3 separate regions of the Homo sapiens genome follow, and regions 2 and 3 are each linked to region 1. A link is a contact called in ENCODE Hi-C or POLR2A ChIA-PET data. All regions are on one chromosome and are shown on one strand. The core of a region is the stretch at or near the end of the contact, and the rest is flanking DNA. Distances in the headings are between cores, read along the strand shown.

Region 1 (4,612 bases), core at 95-2,594:
ACCTCCCGGGAAGTTCAGCTGCTCAGAACCACAAAGCAAAACAAAGGGGCGCGGAGAGGAAGAAGCCGCAGTGCCTCCCAATCACCGCCGGCGCCCGAGCCCGAGCCTAGCTCTCCCGCGGCTCCTTGCCCGGTCCTCCCGGCTGGCCGCGCACCAAGGCCCAAGCAGCCCCTGGTCCCTCGTCTCCCCGCGGCCGCCCGTGACAGGAGTCGGGGAAGCAGACGAGGGGCAGCCAGGGATGGGAAAACCAGATGGCTCCATCCCTCCTCCCTCCTCCTCCATCCCTCCCTCCGGGTGCCCGCGGCCTGGCTGCCCTCCGCAGGGGCCCGGGGAGGCCGCAGGCCCAGCTCGTCCGGGCTCACCCCGGGGAAAGGGCTGCCTTTGTCTAAAGGTCACCACCCGAGCGCGGTGCCCCGGCCGGGCCTGGTGCCTCCCGTTCCCAGGCCGAGGGGTAGGAGATGGGGGGCCGCCCCGAACCTCGGGAAGTGACAGGAGGCGCTCACCCCCCCCACCCCCGTAACGGCCCCCTCCGGGATGAGCCTCAGCTGGGGGTGGGGGAGGGGGTCACCTCCCTCTATTGCCGGGGGCTGGGGGTCAAGTCAACTCCTTTCATTGTTTAGGGGCGGTGCGAAGGGGGGAGCCCCGGTGGCCTCCTTCCCCATCCATCCCTCCCCAGCTTTCCAGGGCCCCCCACTGTCCGCGACACCCACGGGAGGGATTTGGGGAGGGGGCGCAGGGGCCGAGCGAGGCGGGGAGATGCAGGCTCTCCGCCTCCGGCCGGGAGATCACCGCCCGCTGCCCGGTGGCCTTCGCCTTCCCCGAAAGGCGGGGAGCGGGGCGAGGGGAGGGGGCCGGGACGGGGAGGGGGTCTCCGCGCCCCTCCCCCCGTGGAACGTTAGGTCTCCTCTCTCCGCCGCTCCATTGTATCCCCGGCAGCCGGCGGGAGGGCCGGGGAGGCACTGGGCGCCGGGTCTGGGCAGGGAAGCCGGTTGGGGGGGGGTCCCCATAGGATCGGGGCGGCGGCGGTGGTGGAAGAGACGCGGGGCTGGGGGTGCCGGTGGCGGTGGGCGCCGAGCAGGAAAAAAAAAAAAAAAAAAAAAAGGAGGCAGCGGGCGCTGCGCCCCGGCTGGGGGGCTGAGTGTGAGAGTGTCGCGGGGGTGGGTTCGGCCCCGGCTCCGGCTCCCCCCACACACACCCTCGCCGCCAACCCCCACTCCCCCCTCGCTTTTGCGCCCTGTCACAGCCCCGACTCGCAGGTAGAGAGAGTTAAGAGATTTAAAGAGAAATTGCTACATTGTGAGAAACTCACCCTGATGTTTGAGCAGCCGTCGGCGCGGGGTCTCCGAGACGGCCCCGCACGGGCTGCAAAGGGAGGACCCAGAAGGGGCCGGCCGGCCGGGCCGGTCAGCGCACTGCCTGATCGCATGGCGGCCGCTCGGCAGCCGCTGCCGGGCCCCCGCCGCCGCCCCGCGCCCAGGCCCGCGCGCCCCGGGCCCGCGCCCGTTCCGGGGAGCGCCCCTCGGGTATGCAAAAAAAAAAAAAATTTTTTTTAATTAAATGCAAACGGAAAAAAAAAAAAAAAAACCTCTCAGGTTTTGTGTTCCGCCCCCCACCCCCTTCCTCCTCCTCCTCCTCCTCCTCTTCCCTCCGCCCTCGCCGGAGGAGGGGCTTCAGGAATCCCCGCCCCGCGTCCGGGCGGACCAGCCCCGGCCCCGCCAGGCCGAGCGGCGGGACCCGGAGCCAATGGGAGGCTGCGGACGTCCGGGGACTGGGCCCTCCGCGCCGGCGCCGCCCCCGCCCCCAGCCCCAGTCCCGGGGGTTCAGGGGCGCGCCTGCTCGAGCTCGGGTGTAGTTTGTCGACTGCCTCGAGCCCTGATCCGGATGCTGGGGCGCGGGGGAGCTGAAGGGATCCGCGCTCCCAGACCGCCGGTCCGGCTGGGGAGGGGGCGCCGTGCGTCCTGGGCGCGTCCCCTGAGGCGGAGGACGGTCGTCCGGCGGGAGGACGCGTCCAGGGGGAGCGCCGCAGGTCCGAAAAGATAGCGGGAGTCGAGGATGAAGGAAATGGAGGGGATGGAGGGGAGTTCCCCCCGGAGGTGGGACCGCGCCGGAGCCCAGAGTTGGAGCCTGACAGGGTGGAAGGCGGCGGGGACTTCGGGGTGACAGGCCGGGACCCCAGGCGTGGCTCGATCACTCACCCTAGCTGGTCTCCGTCGAGCCACGGCGGCGCCGGGGAGGCGGGTCGGGCCTGCCTCGGAGCCTGTCCCCGGCCGCTCTGGCCGCGCTGATGGGATTCCCAGAAGCCCCAGGACGCCGCGGTGGTGTCGGGTCCGTTTCCGCCCCACCAGGCCGTAAACGCCCTGCTGGCGGGACACGGATTCACGCGTTGCCCTTAGCGAGCGCTTGGTGAGCGCCCACTGTGTGCGCTGCGCAGTGCTGGGGGCCCAGTGGGGACACAGAGCCCCCGGACCTGCCCTCCCGATGCTTGCAGCCCAGGGAGATTTATACTTTGTTTTAGTCCCTTCTGCCTCCCCAGTGCCCTAGAAAAGCTCGTGCACACAGTAGGTGAATGCGGGTTGAATAAATGAGTAATCGAGACAGATTGTGATTTTGTTGTTGTTGTGTTATATTTTGTTTTGTTTTGAGACGGAGTTTCGCTCTTTCGCCCAGGCTGGAGTGCAGTGGCACGATCTAGGCTCACCGCAACCTCCGTCCCCTGGGTTCAAGCTATTCTCGGCCTCCCAAAGTGCCCGGCCTCTGTTTTTTTAAGCCTTAACATGTGTTCTAGTATCTTGGCGGTACTACCCATAATATTTACTTCAACGTATTTTTTTTTTTTATAATTTATCGGCCAGGCGCAGTGGCTCACACCTGTAATCCCAACACTTTGGGAGGCCGAGGAGGGTAGATCACCTGAGGTCAGGAGTTCGAGACCAGCCTGGCCAACATGGTGAAACCCCTTCTCTACTAATAATACAAAACTTAGCTGGGTGTGGTGGTGCACGCCTGTAATCCCAGCTGCTTGGGAGGCTGAGGCAGGAGAATCGCTTGAATCCGGAAGGCAGAGGTTGCAGTGAGCCGAGATCACACCATTGCACTCCAGCCTGGGCGACAAGAGGGAAACTCTGTCTCAAAAATAGTAATAATAATAATAATTTATCCAGCCTGGGCAACATAGCGAGACCCTGTCCAAACAAAAATTAGCCCAGCATGGTGGTGTGTGCTTGTACTCCCAGCTACTTGGGAGGCTGAGGCAGGAGGATCGCTTGAGTCCAGGAAGTCGAGGTTGTAGTTCCCCATAGTCATGCCACTGCACTCCAGTCTGGGAGACAGCAAGACCCTGTCTCAAAAAAAAAAAGAAGAAGAAGAAATTAATTTTGAGAGACCACAGAGGGTAAGGGCCCTGACTGAAACCAGTCAGCCCCTGGTTCATATCCTGCCTTTGCCACTTTCTTGCTGTGTGACAGTGGACAAATTACCTCACCTCTGTGTGTCCTCATCTTTAACATGCTGATAATAATAGGCCTCATTTCATAGGGTCATGAGGAAGAATGAGCTAGGGAGAGCTGCACCTGAGAGGAAGTGCCATATAAATGCTGGCCGTTATCATTAGTAAGTAAACAGGAAGTTATCAGTTCCACAAGTGAATACCTTATGCAATGTCCCAAACATAAAAGCATGATAGATCTATAACTTAGTACAGTGGTGTTCACCGCAATGCTATTTACAATAGCAAAGACATGGAATCAACTCAGGTGCCCACCAACAGTGGATTGGATAAAGAAAATGTGATAAATGTACACCATGGAATACTATGCAGTCATAAAAAAGAATGAAGCCTGGTGCGGTGGCTCACACCTGTAATTCCAGCACTTTGGGAGGCCGAGGCAGGTGGATCACTTGAGGTCAGGAGTTGGAGACCAGCCTGGCCAGCAAAGGGAAACCCCATCTCTACTGAAAATACAAAAATTATTTGGGTGTGGTGGCAGGCACCTGTAGTCCCAGCTACTCGGGAGGCTGAGGCAAGGGAATTACTTGAGCCTGGGAGGCGGAGGTTGCAGTGAGCCGAGATAGCGCCGTTGCACTCCAGGCTGGGCAACAGAGCAAGACTCTGTCTCAAAAATAAATAAATAAATAAATAATGAAATAATGTCCTTTGCAGCAACACAGATGCAGCTGGAGGTCATTATCCTAAGCAAACTGACACAGGAACAGATAACCAAATACCTCATCTTCTCACTTATAAGTGGGAGGTAAACATTGGGTATGCATGGACATGAAGATGGGACAGATAAACACTGGGGACTACCAGAGTGGGGAGGTAGGGATAGGAGACAAATGTTGAAAAACTAACTTTCGGGGGCGGGCATGGTGGCTCATGCCTGTAATCCCAGCCCTTTGGGAGGCCGAGGCAGGAGGAACACGAGATCAGGAGTTCAAGACCAGCCTCGCCAACATAGTGAAACCCTGTCTCTACTAAAAATACAAAACTTAGCCAGGCATGGTGGCATATGCCTGTAGTCCCAGCTACTTGGGAGGCTGAAGTGGGAGAATCGCTTGAACCCGGGACACAGAGGTTGCAGTGAGCCGAGACCATGCCATTGCACTCCAGCCT
Region 2 (4,583 bases), core at 49-2,548, 560 kb after region 1:
CCATCTTGCTCACACAAAGCCTGTTTGGTGGTCTCTTCACATGGACGCGCATGAAACGATTCTCCTGCCTCAGCCTCACAAGTAGCTGGGATTACAGGTGCCTGCCACCATGCCTAATTTTTGTATTTTTAGTAGAGATGGGGTTTCACCATGTTGGTCAGGCTGGTCTCGAACTCCTGATCTCGTGATCTGCCCGCCTCAGACTCCCAAAGTGGTGGGATTACAGATGTGAGCCACCGTGCCTGGCCCGGGCTTGGATTTTATGAAGAGGAAAAGTAGGGGAGCTAGCAAGGGGGTTACACTTGAGGAGGGAGTTCAAATGGACTGCACTGCATAGCCTGCAGGCTTGCAATGAATGTGAAGCTTTAAATGGGATTAAGTGCAAATTGAAAATATTCCAGACACATTTTTCACATTCCTGGCTAGTGAAAAGGTTTATGCTGATGAGAGAAGGCAAAGCTGAATCCCGGAATGGGTTAGGGCAAAGAAAACAAATCTGTCTTAAAGAGACAGACCTGGCCGGGCACGGTGGCTCACGCCTGTAATCCCAGCACTTTTGGAGGCCGAGGCGGTTGGATCACTTGAGGTCAGGAGTTCGAGACCAGCCTGGCCAACATGGTGAAACCCTGTCTCTACTAAAGATACAAAAATTAGCTGGGCGTGGTGGCGCATGCCTATAATCCCAGCTACTCAGGAGGCTGACGCAGGAGAATCGCTTGAACCCGGGAGGTGGAGGTTGCAGTGAGCCGAGATCGCACCACTGCACTCCAGCCTGGGCGACAGAGCAAGACTCGGTCTCGGGGCGGGGAAAAAAAAGGAAGGAGGGAAGGAAGGAAGGAGGGGAGGGAAGGGAGGGAGGGAGGGAAAAAGAAAGAGAGAAAGAAAGAAAGAAGGAAAGAAAGAAAGAGAAAGAAAGAAAAAGAAAGAAAGAAAGAAAGAGAAAGAAAGAAAGAGAAACAACCAAGAAACAACTACAATAGGTGCTCGGCATGTACTCCGTTAAAAAAGATAGAATTAAAACTACAATTCCCAGCAGACATCTCGCCTGCGACTTCTGAATATCGGCTTTCCCCGAGCGCAATGATCGCTGGGATTCGTAGTCCGGTACAAAATCAAGGAGGGACGGGCACTACCGGCCTAGATGACAGAGGAGGGAATCACTGCCATTCCGACCAATGGACAGTTCACGCCGGACCTGAGTGGCGAGCGCATAGCCAATGGGTAAGCCATTCATCCTGAGTGACATGGGTTGCAACCTACCGGAGGCCGGTGGGGCGGTACGGCGCGCGGCGGCCGTAGTGCGAATCATGGGAGGCGGCTGGTGGTGGGCTCGGGCCGCTCGCCTTGCCCGTCTTCGCTTCCGGAGGTCGCTACTGCCGCCTCAGCGGCCCCGGAGCGGGGGCGCCCGGGGGTCCTTCGCCCCCGGCCACGGTCCCCGCGCCGGGGCTTCGCCGCCCCCAGTGTCCGAGCTGGATCGTGCGGACGCCTGGCTCCTCCGAAAAGCGCACGAGACAGGTCGGTGGCTAGGGGTGGGGGCGGTGCGGATGGGACGGGGGTCCCGGGCTCGCGTGGGACCTTGATGGGGCGGGGGCTTCTGCAGGAAACGGGGCCCGGGCTCGGCTCCGAGAAGGGCTTCAGTGTGAGCGCACGGAAGCGCAGACTGCAAGAGCGCAGGTGCCCGCAGAGGGGATGGGCTTGCGGGGAGGACGAGGACCCCGGGTAACGGGGCGCCGTAGGGATTGGAGGGGGTGGTAGGGTTGCGCGAGGCAGCCTCGTAGAATCGCGCCTGCCGTGGGGAGAGGGGCTTCAGGGAGAGCTTAGGGTCTGTGGAGTTGGGTACAAGATGGGTCCATCCCGATTGCAGAGGCCACCACTGTGCAGAGAGCGGGAGTGTGGATCCCCGCAGAAGAGGGGGAAGTTCAGGATTGGAGAAGGGGACAACCAATCGGGAGAAAGCTCTCTGCTGATTGGAGGGGGAGGTGATCTAGGCTGCAGAGGGCGGGGCTTGTGACGGAGGCGAGGTCCAGAATGGAGCGGACTGGCCATGTTTGTTTTTTTTTTAATTTTATTTTTTTAATGACGGTGTCTTGCTCTGTCACCGAGGCTGGACCGCAGTGGCGCAATCGTAGCCCACTGCAGCCTTGAACTCCTGGGCTCAAGCTATCCTCTTGCCTCAGCCTCCTGCTTAGCTGGAGCTACAGGCATACACCACCGCACCCAACTATTTTAATTTATGTAGAGACGGGGTCTTGCTTTGTTGCCCAGGCTGGTCTGAACTCTTGGGCTCAGAGAATCCTCCTGCCTTGGCTTCCCAAAGTGCTGGGATTATAGGTGTGAGTCACCTCACTAGGCCAGGACCGGGCATCTAGATATAGGGTGTGGTGGGCTGTTTGTAAAGGACGTGAATGGGGACGGACGTGGGTGGGATTGGCCCAGGCCATACTCGGTAGGACATGGATGGGATTGGCCCAGGCCATACTCGGTAGGAGATGGCGGCATTTGAAGGAAAAGAAGGGCGAGGCTGAAGAGCGGCCTGGATTAGGAAACAGTTTGTCCCAGAGTTCTGAGAAAGAAGTGAGTGGGCAGGCCGTGGGGGTACACGTAGAGGGAGGGGTTTGGCCAAGATGACTCCTCAGATGGAGGTTCTGCAACTTTGCCCCTAGATTGTCCTCCACATTCTGCAGGGACTATCTTGAATCCTTTATTTTTTTTGAGACGGAGTCTCACTCTGTCGCCCAGGCTGGAGTGCAGTGGCATGATCTTGGCTCGCTGCAACCTCTACCTCCTGGATTCAAGTGATTCTCCTCCCTCAGCTTCCTGAGTAGCTGGGACTACAAGCACGTGCTACCACACCCTGCTAATTTTAACATTTTTAGTAGAGACAGGGTTTGACTATGTTGGCCAGGCTGGTCTCAAACTCCTGACCTCATGATCCGCCTGCCTTGGCCTCCCAAAGTGCTGGGATTACAGGGGTGAGCCACCACACCCGGCCCTTGAATCCTTAGTGTTACAGAGTTTGGGGGAGAGGGGCACTGAGGTGGAGGCCAGAGAGGATGTGGGGGGATATGGTTAGGTGAGCGGCTTCCTGGAAGAGGTGAGGATTTGGGATGGGCTTGCCTTGCGGCTGGATGGGATGGGGTGAGCTGAAGGGAGGCCCCTCAGTTTGACTGGGTAAGGGGGATTGAGGAGGTAGGGTTGGGGGTGATGTTAATCCCCCCATGTCCCCCTCCCTCCAGCCTTCCTCTCCTGGTTCCGCAATGGCCTCCTGGCATCGGGCATCGGGGTCATCTCCTTCATGCAGAGTGACATGGGTCGGGAAGCAGCATATGGTGAGTGCAGACCCCCCCTCTCGCCCCACGGAACCAGGGAATGCAGAGCCCCTATCACCTGCCCTGGTGAGAGTAGACTCTCCTACCCCATCCCACTCCCAGTAGTAAGTATAGAACCCCCATTCTTCCCCCACCAGAAGACACCCCTCCCATAGGCACTAGGTCCATCTGAATGGGTGGCCCAGGACATGGTTATGGTCCCCTCCCCTCCGATCTGATTCTCAAAGATGCAGGCTAGCCCCTGGCACGGCCCTGCCTCTGTTCCTGTCTCCTCAACCCTGGCTTTGCTCCCAGACCATCCCCCGACCTTGGCCCTGTTGCTACCCTGCCTCTCCCGCAGGCTTCTTCCTGCTGGGCGGCCTGTGCGTGGTGTGGGGCAGCGCCTCGTACGCCGTGGGCCTGGCGGCGCTGCGAGGACCCATGCAGCTGACGCTGGGGGGCGCGGCCGTGGGCGCGGGCGCCGTGCTGGCCGCCAGCCTGCTCTGGGCGTGCGCCGTGGGCCTCTACATGGGGCAGCTGGAGCTGGACGTGGAGCTGGTGCCCGAGGACGACGGGACGGCCTCCGCGGAAGGCCCTGATGAGGCGGGTCGGCCGCCACCCGAGTGAGCGACACGGCCGTGGGGCCTGGCAGGCGCTGGACAGCGCCCGAGGACTGGGACATTAAACCTGACCTCCCCTCCTCCAGATGCAGAGTATTGGTTCGTGTTCCTTGGGAAGGGCGGCGAGGAGCGGACTAACTGGAGAGGCAGGAGGGCGGGTGGAGGGAGAGGGGGGTGAGGACCCGGGGGAGACAGAAATGGACAGAGGAGCTCACAGCCCGGAGCCCAAACCACTGCAGGGAGAGCCGGCGTTTAATTCTCAGGGCTACGGGCAGAGCCGGGCCTACTGTCCTGGGGGACCCCGGTTGTCGCAGGGTCCGGCGCCGGCAGCTCTGCCAGTCCTCAGTCCCCCTTCCGCGGCAGCCTGGTGCCCGCGGGCCCCGGGTAGGGCAGGCCCAGGGGCGGGTAAAAGGCCTCCGGGAGCGCGGGGCCCGGACCCAGCCTCTGCAGGTGCGGGTACACCAGGCCCAGCTCCGCGGGGCCGTAGCGGATGGTGCCGGGTGTGCACAGGCCCCGCACCACCGGCGGCAGGAAGCCCGCGTGCAGGAGGGTGGGCGGGGGGTCCCCGGGAGGCGCCAGGCCCCATGGCCGCACCGGATCCTGCTTCAGGACCCCTGCCCGGATGACAGAGGTGAACTCGGGCCTCGGTGTGGCC
Region 3 (4,600 bases), core at 428-2,927, 880 kb before region 1:
ATCTGGCCGGGTGTGGTGGCTCATGCCTGTAATCCCAGCACTTTGGGAGGCCAAAGAGGGCAGATCATAAGGTCAGGAGTTCAAGACCAGCCTGGCCAGCATGGTGAAACCCCGTCTCTACTAAAAATACAAAAAATTAGCCGGGCATGGTGGCACGTGCGCCTGTAGTCCCAGCTATTCGGTGGGAGGAATGGTGGGGTGGCCCATGTGGCTAGATGGAGGTCAGGCCAGAGGAGGTGGGGACAGAGGCCAGAGAAATCAGGTAGGCCAGGGCATGAGGGCCTGGTGGGCTGTGGGAAGTTGCGGCTTAAAGCCGTTGGCACTGGGGAGCTCTGGGGAGGTTGAGCACTGGAGAGGACCTTTCCCACCCTGCCTGGAGAAGCCCTGGTGCAGCCCTTCCGTTCACAAAGTGGGTGCTGAGGCCCAGATTGTGCGGGGGTCTTATCTGAGGCCACACAGCTAGGTGGGAGGGCCTGCCTCAGTTTCACCGGGACAGGGGCTCACCAGGTCTCTCCCCTCGCAGCCAGGCTCTCCCGGCTCTCGCTGGCGCTGCCGCCGCTCACGCTCACGCCATTCCCGGGGCCGGGCCCGCGGCGGCCCCCGTGGGAGGGCGCGGACGCCGGGGCGGCTGGCGGGGAGGCCGGCGGGGCGGGAGCGCCGGGGCCGGCGGAGGAGGACGGGGAGGACGAGGACGAGGACGAGGAGGAGGACGAGGAGGCGGCGGCGCCGGGCGCGGCGGCGGGGCCGCGGGGCCCCGGGAGGGCGCGAGCAGCCCCGGTGCCCGTCGTGGTGAGCAGCGCCGACGCGGACGCGGCCCGCCCGCTGCGGGGGCTGCTCAAGTCTCCGCGCGGGGCCGACGAGCCAGAGGACAGCGAGCTGGAGAGGAAGCGCAAGATGGTCTCCTTCCACGGGGACGTGACCGTCTACCTCTTCGACCAGGTGCGGAACCCGAGAGGGCGCGGTTTCGGGGTCGCGGCCTGGAGGGAGCAGGAGCCTAGAGCCGGGAAGGGCCTGGCGGGAGGCCGAGCTTAGAGTTGGGCGGGGCCTGGAGGGAGGCGGAGCTGGAGTGGGGCGGGGCCTGAAGGGAGGCCGAGCTAGGGTGGGGCGGGGCCTGGAGGGAGGCCGAGTTAGAGTGGGGCGTGGCCTGAAGGGAGGCCGAGCTGGAGTGATGCGGGGCCTGGAGGGAGGGCAAGCTGAATTGGGGTGGGACCTAAGGGGAGCCCCAATCTAGAGTGGGGCGGGGCCTGGGGCGGGGCCGAGCTAGAGTGGGGCGGGGCCCAGGGAGAGGGCGGGCTGGGGGGCGGAGCCCAGGGCGGGGCCTGGAGGGAGGTCGAGCCTAGAGGTGCAGGGCCTGGGGCGGGGCCTAGACGAAGGCTGAGCTTAGGGTGGGGCGGGGTCTACAGCAGGGTTTGAAGGCAGGCTGAGCCTAGAGCGGGGGCGGGGCCTGGAAGGAGACCGCGCCTAGGATCGGGACAGAGTCTGGATCCGGGCCTGAGGGAGGCCAAGTCTGTGGCGCGGCAAGAGGAGGCCTGGAGAAAATCCAAGGCTGGAATGGGGGCGGAGCCTAGGGCGGGGCGGATGGAGCAGGGCGCGGGAAGGGCCTGAGGGGTGAAGGCGGGGTCTGGGGAGAGACTGGTCAGGGAAATGGGGCGGGACTAGGAAGATGGGAGGAGGCTTTGAGTGTGAGGGCAGGGCCTGGCAATGGGGCAGGGCCAGGAGTATGGGCCGAGCCTAGAGCTGGGGCGGGACCTAGGGTGAGGGCAGGGCTTGTGACGGGGGCGTGGTCTAGAGGGCGAGGAGAGGTCTGGAGAGAGAGTGTGGGTCTGGAAGGAAAGAGGGGGTACTGGGTAGTCAAGTATGGGATCCTGGAGAGGCTAGGGAGGAAGTGTTGAGAAGAGGCCTGGATGGTGAAGGGGCCTAGTGAGAGTTTGGGCATGGTTTGTTGACTAGAGTTCTAGTGTCTGTAGGCTGGTTCGGGTTGGAGCAGATCTTACCCACTAGGGAAGGGCCATGGCTAGGCTGCAGGTGGGCTTCAGAGATGGAGCAGGCAGTCTTAACGTATTCTGGGGTGAGGTCAGGGATGAGCGAACCTAACGACTGGGACGGGTCTTTAGAGAGATGGGTTGAGGAATGTGTTAAGAGTTAGGCCTGTCCCGGGTGGCTCACGCCTGTAATCCCAGCACTTTGGGAGGCCGAGGCGGGAGGATCACTTGAGGTCAAGAGTTCGAGACCAGCCTAGCCAAAATGGCGAGACCTCGTCTCTTAAAAAGAAAAAAATTATCTTGGTGTGGTGGTGCGCATCTGTAGTCCCAGCTACTTAGGAGGCTCAGGTGGGAGGATCGCTTGAGCCCAGGAGGTTGAGGCTGCATTGAGCCATGATCACAACACTGCTCTCCAGCCTGGGCGACAGTGAGACTCTGTCTAAAACAAAAAGAAAAACACAGGATATGGTGTTGAAGAGAAAAAGGGAGGGCGAGTGGTGCTGAGGAACTGGGACCTTGTCTAGATGAACCTGGGGCGGGCATACTGGGCTGAGATTATGAAAGGAATGGAAACAAGGCCAAGAACTGGGGCCTGGGCCACTGAAATGTTTTCAGAGGGGTGGGACTTGGAGGGCGGGAGCAGGTCTACTTCTGAGGGAGGGCTCAGGGGCAGGGTCACAGCATCCAGCACGGCATGCGCTCAGGATGGGGCAGGGGTTGGGAGGGCCACTGGAGCAGGTCAAGATCTCAGAGGTGGGTGGGACTGACGTGGACGGGGTGGGGCTTATGGAGATCGCTTTGGGTTAGGGGATCCGGTGGAGGCCTCACGTTAATGAGCCAGGAGAGAATCCCTGCGTTGGGCTACTTAGCTGTGCGCGGGGCTCCGCTGTCAGGAAAGGAGCCTCTGGCCAGGTTGAGGTTAAGGCTGGCCCAAGGCTTCGAAGCCAGATTAGGGGCTCCAGCCACCTCTCCAGAGCGTGCGAGTCAGTGATTACAAATTGGGATTCCTAGAGCCCCAGAAATATTAGCCGGTTTTGTTGCTTTTGGGGGATGCGGTAAATGGGACGTGAAGGTTTGTCCCCTCTGGCTTCCCCCTAATCTGCCTTCACAGGAGACGCCAACCAACGAGCTGAGCGTCCAGGCCCCCCCCGAGGGGGACACGGACCCGTCAACGCCTCCAGCGCCCCCGACACCTCCCCACCCCGCCACCCCCGGAGATGGGTTTCCCAGCAACGACAGCGGCTTTGGTGAGGACGGGCCCTATGGGGCGGGAGGGGGCGGGAGCCATGGGGCGGACGGGGCGGGGTCTATGGGGTGGGAGGGGCTTGGTCGGGAGGGGCGGGACCAGAGGGCGGGAGTGCCGCAGGTGTCTGCAGCCTGACCGCGGTCTTTCCTTCTGCCGCAGGAGGCAGTTTCGAGTGGGCGGAGGATTTCCCCCTCCTCCCCCCTCCAGGCCCCCCGCTGTGCTTCTCCCGCTTCTCCGTCTCGCCTGCGCTGGAGACCCCGGGGCCACCCGCCCGGGCCCCCGACGCCCGGCCCGCAGGTACCATATCCTCGGCCCTGCCCCCTCCTCTGCCCATCTCTGTCCCCCTATGTTCCACTGCCAACTTCTTGTGACCATCTTTCAATGTCCCTGCCTCTCTCTTCCCAGTCTCTTCTCTCTCCCCTCTCAGTCAACAGACACCCCACCCAGCTCTGGAACCAGCTCAGACCAGGCGACGTCCATCAGACGGTCGTAGGCAGGCAGGCCGGCCGTCCCCAACCCCCGAGCCTCAGTTTTACCTTCTGTGGGGATTACCCCCACCCCCGACTCTTGCCCATCTTTGTCCCATCTCTGGGCTCAGACTCCGGCCTGGCACTTGCCGGATCCTGATCCCACCTCCGTTTGGGGAACACGGTGCTCAGGGGCAGACAAGGAGAGAGAAACCCAGAGTGCTCAAAGCCGGTTGGTGTGAACCAGAGCAGGGAGGACACAGCTGGGGGTTAGAGAGCAGTCACAGCGGCACCGCTGCTCTCGCGTGGACCCTGCAGTGCCTCACCACAGTTTAACCCATTTAATGTTCATTGCGATCCCATGGGGTGGATTCTAGCCTCGTCCTCATTTTTTTTTTTTTTTTTTTTTTTTTGAGACGGAGTCTCGCTCTGTCGCCCAGGCTGGAGGGAGTGGTGGAATCTACGCTCAGTGCAACCTCTGCCTCCTGGGTTCAAACGATTCTCGTGTCTCAGCCGCCCAAGTAGCTGGGTTCACAGGAGTGCACCACCACGCCCAGCTACTTTTTTTGTATTTTTACTACAGACAGGGTTTCACCATGTTGGCCAGGCTGGTCTCCAACTCCTGACCTGGAATGATCCACCCACCTCGGCCTCCCAAAGTGCTGGGATTACAGGCGTGAGCCACCGGGCCTGGCCAGTCTGGTCCCAATTTTACAAAAGAGAACACTGAGGCACGGAGAGAAGTGAGGAGCTGGGATTCAAACCCACAGTTGCGCGGCCTCTGAGTCTGTGCCCTCTCCAGTAGTGAACATTGGTCAGGTTTCTTTCCTGGCGTTTCACATGCGCCATATCGCTAATCCTCGTGGCCACCTTGGGAGAGGGGTCATGCCGCCCCTAGTTTCCAA

What was found. A loop is a pair of places that touch in the nucleus more often than their neighbours do. ChIA-PET counts read pairs that join two places held with the same protein, here RNA polymerase II (POLR2A). Pooled maps may share reads with other maps.
Region 2: a pooled map shows a loop between it and region 1 (12-fold over the local background). The contact joins the promoter of TMEM160 here to the promoter of BICRA in region 1. A Hi-C loop is called at or near these places in 1 of 168 maps with a recorded cell type or tissue (naive thymus-derived CD4-positive, alpha-beta T cell), 8 of 37 single-sample maps with no recorded cell type and 9 of 50 pooled maps.
Region 3: a loop to region 1 is called in a pooled map, with 4 times the contacts of the local background. The contact joins the enhancer-like site here to the promoter of BICRA in region 1. A Hi-C loop is called at or near these places in 4 of 50 pooled maps. POLR2A ChIA-PET finds 5 or more read pairs at or near these places in 3 of 52 experiments (Caco-2, activated B cell and naive thymus-derived CD8-positive, alpha-beta T cell).

What each region holds. Positions count from the first base shown.
Region 1 is chr19:47,605,866-47,610,477 of GRCh38, reverse strand. It overlaps BICRA (BRD4 interacting chromatin remodeling complex associated protein), which reads right to left and starts at 1,344. Exons shown (of 15, transcript NM_001394372.1): 1 at 1,310-1,344. BICRA-AS2 (BICRA antisense RNA 2) reads left to right here and starts at 1,849. Exons shown (of 1, transcript NR_186352.1): 1 at 1,849-2,605. RefSeq lists silencers at 64-323, 454-503, 1,160-1,229, 1,300-1,349, 1,410-1,459 and 4 more.
Region 2 is chr19:47,045,339-47,049,921 of GRCh38, reverse strand. TMEM160 (transmembrane protein 160) reads left to right here and starts at 1,298. Exons shown (of 3, transcript NM_017854.2): 1 at 1,298-1,515; 2 at 3,237-3,329; 3 at 3,670-4,013. The coding sequence starts at 1,308. The coding sequence ends at 3,935. It overlaps NPAS1 (neuronal PAS domain protein 1), which reads right to left. Exons shown (of 12, transcript NM_002517.4): 12 at 4,147-4,583. The coding sequence ends at 4,271. RefSeq lists enhancers at 1-355, 356-873, 997-1,291, 1,801-1,870 and a silencer at 1,331-1,520.
Region 3 is chr19:48,490,033-48,494,632 of GRCh38, reverse strand. It overlaps LMTK3 (lemur tyrosine kinase 3), which reads left to right. Exons shown (of 15, transcript NM_001388485.1): 12 at 524-939; 13 at 3,094-3,229; 14 at 3,388-3,525. Among named protein-coding and RNA genes, the nearest start is that of LMTK3, 20 kb to the left of the region's middle. RefSeq lists enhancers at 217-717, 4,094-4,600 and silencers at 730-779, 970-1,449, 1,279-1,470, 1,470-1,679, 3,259-3,338 and 1 more. Within about 2 kb of position 1,677, at least 26 of the 41 ENCODE cell types and tissues checked have a DNase peak (open chromatin) inside an H3K27ac peak, as active enhancers do.